2 separate regions of the Homo sapiens genome follow, and region 2 is linked to region 1. Evidence: read pairs that join two places in POLR2A ChIA-PET (ENCODE). Cell type or tissue: OCI-LY7. All regions are shown on one strand.

Region 1 (2,500 bases):
CATGGTTATTGCAGAATTTTGTCAGCTGGGGCTGGTTGATGAAAATAGTCCTTACTTCCTCCTGGTCAGCCAGTGAGGTCTTCTCTGAAACATCATCTGTCTTCTCATAACCTTAAAAAGAGATCTTCTTATTGTACAAGAAATGTTTTATTGTCCAGACCAAAAACAGATTTCATAACTAGTCTAGAATATGAAATCTGTTAAAAGCTACTTGCTTCCCCTTAACTGTTGTTTCTTTTATAATAAAAAGTAACATCCCCATATTTAACATTTCTACTAGATTTAAAGGGCAGCATTTAACAGTCATGTAAAAACTGAGCCATATCAAAAACAAGACATAACATCAACTTTCCATTTCCCCCGTAAGTGTTCAACTTCTTTCCTTCCACTATATAAAAAGATGCCCAGAAGTAAACCTTAATTTTAAACTGGTTTAAATTACAGTTTTAGGTAAAACTAACAAGGTAATTTAAAATATAGTCAAAAATTAAAGCATATGCATTTAATACTTTTCTGGGTTTTTTCCCAGATGAAGACAGAAGAAAAGATAAATAGTAAGGTTTAAATAGAGAACTGCAACAATGATCCAACTCACTATCATCACCTATTTTTTTCTCCAGTTAGAATTCATGTTCACAAACGAACTTTAAATTTCTCAAGAGCACTTCAAGTCATCTCATAATCATTGAAACAACAGGATACATTCAACTGGGTACTTTGTTGCAATGTTGACAAACACTTTAAAAAATACATACAAGTTCTAGAACAGAATATCAACAGATAGTATTTTAAACAGCTTTTTGTGTCTTCTAGTGAAAAATCAAAGGGGTGACAACAGTACTGTATCTCCAAAACCCATTTTTCTTCTCTTTTCTGCCTAGCCAATGCCAACTCCTCCCATAAGACCTGCTGACATGTGGTTTCTTCTGAAGTGTTCTATGATGTTCAAGTTAGGTAAAACGTCTTTGGGTTTCCACAGCCCTCTGAACCTCCCCACTCTTCAGCAAAACACTTACCAGAAGGTTTTGTTGCTGCCTGAGTCAGGTTCCCCCTACCAGAATGGGAACTCCCTAGGGCCATAGAGGGTGTGTTATTCATCTTCTCAACACCAGTGCCAACAAACAGCAGGTACCCAATGTTTGCCGAATACATATACCCAATGAAAAATGAGTGGTTGACTGTTTTTTGGGGGCAAGAAAAGCTGCTCCACCCACTGATGAAAAAACAACTGTTGGCCAAGTGCTGGTAACAACTATGTGAAAAGCTGGCCTGTGGGGTTTGTTATAGTATGAAACCAGAAAATCACTGAGGTGTTCTACAAAGGTGAGAAGCATGAGCACAGGGACTGGGGTGTGAGAAACGGTGTCATGTGTGCAGGGGAGAGCAAACAGGGCAGTGCTGCTGGAGCACAGACAGAAGGCGGACGAGAAACCACGCTGAGGAAGCACGCAGGCCAGGTCCCAGAGGACCCTGCGCTCTGCTTGGCAGCCAACCACTGAAAGCTTTCCAAGTAGGAGGGGCACAGGGTGAGAGGCACATTGTATCCTTATCACCCTGGAGGTCACATGGCTCCGAGTAGATTCTGTCACACCCATTTTGCAGTTTCAGACCCAATCAGCAGCTTTGCTCACAGTGTTTCCCTACACCATGTTCTAAACACATACTTTTCCCTCTAGTTTTGTATAATTGAAATTTCACACATGGGTTATTGAATAGAGGGAGATCAATCTTTAAAAAAAATTGAGTCCTTTATTAGGTCTTCCTTCGTGGTAGCATGAAGACCAGAGTGTGCTGTTCCCCGCCTCTGGATTAGAGAGAGAGCCTCAAAAAAACCAGCTCTTCACTCCACTCTGAGCTGATGTTCTCAGGTTGTGTTGTATTTACTTTATATAATGGACTTTTGAGTGTTGTATCTACTTTATGTAATGGGACTTTTGAGGGCCCCGCCCTTGGATGTCCTTAGCTGAGGAACTGGGTGTTACTCCATCCAGACACACCTACTTACATTGAGGTCTCAAACGCTGCTGGGAGAGCACTGGATATTGCTATCCACTGAAAGCAATTGGATACTGCATCTCCCCCTCAGATATTAACTTGTATTCAAGAATTTCTGTGGGGCAAAGGATTTTCCTTGAACTAAAGGGACTGGAATTAACCCCATCCCTTATGTGGGAATCAGAGTAATTAAAACAATCCTAATGGATTAGTAGGGGCCCAACCTAGGTCAGATAATAAGGGATCTTTAAAGAGAAAACTCACCAAAATGAAGGGGAAAATCTAAACTGTAAACTGTTGCCAGGGGTAGGACCATCGAAGAGACTGGATGGCTCTGAGCACAGGATTTCACAGACAACATAGGCTTTCTTTACCCAGGCATTACAGAAAAGCTTTGGAAAGATATTGTACATGAAGCTGAATGTATGCAGAACGCTTCGCTCTGTTGTGCCCTGACCAGGTGTGATACTGAGGAAGGGAGATCTGCACTGAAAGCAGGGAGTGA
Region 2 (2,500 bases), 250 kb before region 1:
GCCATGTAAGGTAACATAGTCACAAGTTCTGGGGATTTGGACATGGACATCTTTGGAGAGTCATTATTCTCTTACTACACATAGTAATTACCACTATCCTGAATTGTGTTACAATTTCTTTGTTTAAGATAGCATCGCCAAATAGGGATGTATCTTAACATTTTATTATTACCTTTTGTTTTAGAACTTCATAAAAATGATAAAATATATTATGTAATCTTCTATCTGCTTACTTAATATTATTACTCTAAGATTCACTCACATTACATGTAGTTCATGTATTTGTATTACTGTTTAAAACATGCTGTTAATGTACCTAAAATTATTCACCCATTCTGTAGTTGATATAAGTAGTACGTTACGAATATTCTTGTTTCTCCTGGAGAAGGAATGCGCATGGGTTTCTCTAGAGTTTATATCTAGGAGTGGAATTTCTGGGTTATAAGTTATACTAAAGGATAAAATAGTGGCAAATTACTTTTTCAGTTATTTGACACTCCCAACACAGTACTATAAATGTTACAGTTTTTCCATATCTTTGCCAACAAGCAATAGAGTAAGTCATTACTGTATAGTAAGTCATTTCATTTTTAAAATTTGAACATTTCTATTACTTATGGGAGTAAGTATCTTTTCATATGTTTTCAGCCAATTGTGATTCCTCTTTGGATAAGTGCTTATTCATGTAGTTTGCCTATTTTCCCACTTTTAGGCCTTCTTTATATATTTATTAGATAAATCCTTCATTGGTTGGTTGTATTATGAATAAACAGCCAGACTGTGGCTTGTCTTTTTTTTTTTAATTTTTTATAGTGTCTGAAATAACACAAAGAATCAGATTGTCAAATCAGACTCACACGAGTCAGAGTCTTACCCAGTATTAAGCTTTACTAATACAGGATACAGGTAATTTTGAGATGAAGCAAGGGAGGTCTGGAACCATCAGTGTCACTCTTCAGATCCTTAACTGCCCCACCGGATGCACTCTGTGCCCATAATTAATATATGAGGTCTCTAAGCAATGTGTGAGATTCACCTCTCTCATATAGAAGGAGGCTATTTGGAAAATAAAATGTACCCAATGATGCACCACAAATCTATAAATCTCAAATTTTGTTTACCATGATTAGTTCTAGATAGCCAGATACATCCTGCTAAAAGCACCCCATAGATAAGGAGCATTCTATTCACAAATTCCATTCGTTTGCCAAGATGTCTGTCAGTCGCATGTTGACAAGAGTAGGCCATCTTTCCTGGTCCCTGCTCCCCATTCTCCAGCTGGAGATAATGGATTGCAGCCCTGCTGCTTAACCCTTTATTTCCCAATGTCTTTGATTAATATGTGTGATGTAAGGGAAGAATCCAATGTGTTTTTTTCTCTACTTGTAACCAATTGTCTCAGCAACATTTGTGGAATTTTATGAAATCTTTTTTTTTGAGACTGTAATCTATATGATACCCAATATTTGAAATAGACAACATTTGGGGACTTGCTTTATGAATTAGTTTGTGGTCAAGATTTGAAATATTTCATTTGTGTTTGGTAAGATTGCGTATTCTTTCCAAAGGTTATTATTAATTTACTTTTTAATTGACAAATACAAATTGTATATATTTATGGTATACAATGTATTTTGAGATATGTAGACATTGTAGAATGGCTAATCAAGCTAATTTACATATGCATTACCTCACATACCTTTTTTTGCGGTGAAAATACTTAAAATCTATTTTCTTAGCAATTTTCACATGTACAATACATTATTATTAACTATAGTCACCGTGTTGTACAATAGGTATCTTGAAGACTGTATTCTTTAGCTATTAGAGGCAGAGTTCTATAACCGTCTAATAAATCAAGCTGATCAATCTTGTATTTTTCAAATTTTTACTTCACAAATCTTCACGAAGATTTATTGTGTTCTTAACTTATGAATAATTGAGATAGATGCATTGAAATATCTCAGTATGTTTGCTATTTCGTAATATTTCTCTGTGATTCTATTGATTTTTCTCTCTATATGTGAAGGTTTCATTATTGAGTGCATACAAGTTTAAAATTATTCTTTATCTTGGGTGAATTTCTTATAATTTAGTGATCCTTTCAATCCTGAATAATGCCTTTTGTCTCTGAGTTTATTTTTCTGCTATCAATATATCAGCTTATCAGCTTTTTAAAATTAACATTTGTCTCACCTTTTTTTTTCCTTTTACATTCAATATTTCTGAGTCCTTGTGTTTTAAGTGTGTCTCTTATAAAGGAGCCTATATATTTTTTTTTTCTGTTTTTCTTCTGGTCAGAAAATCTTCGATTTGTTTAATCAATTTACATTTATTGTGATTACTGACATATGTATGCAGTGGTGTGATCTTAGCTAACTGCAACCTCCACCTTCAGGGATCAACTGATTCTCTCACCTCAGCCTCCCAGAGTAGCTGGGACCACAGGTGCATGACATCATGCCTGGCTAATTTTTGTATTTTTTTGTAGAGATGGGGT

The links. Peaks named below come from ENCODE experiments on the same cell type or tissue, not always from the same donor. Only the 100,000 strongest peaks of a DNase experiment are listed, where the experiment ranks them.
Region 2: POLR2A ChIA-PET joins it to region 1 with 6 read pairs; 2 of 35 experiments call an interaction of 5 or more read pairs at or near these places.

What each region holds. Positions count from the first base shown.
Region 1 is chr4:42,626,999-42,629,498 of GRCh38, forward strand. ATP8A1 (ATPase phospholipid transporting 8A1) reads right to left here. Exons shown (of 37, transcript NM_006095.2): 2 at 1-111. Among named protein-coding and RNA genes, the nearest start is that of ATP8A1, 29 kb to the right of the region's middle. RefSeq lists a silencer at 1-19. In OCI-LY7, no CTCF peak of the experiment used is centred here; DNase peaks (open chromatin) are centred at 16, 1,003 and 1,483; H3K4me3 peaks cover 2,300 bases; H3K27ac peaks cover 2,500 bases.
Region 2 is chr4:42,375,718-42,378,217 of GRCh38, forward strand. All of the region lies in intron 1 of LOC105374428 (a long non-coding RNA gene), which reads right to left. Among named protein-coding and RNA genes, the nearest start is that of SHISA3, 21 kb to the right of the region's middle. In OCI-LY7, no CTCF peak of the experiment used is centred here; no DNase peak of the experiment used is centred here.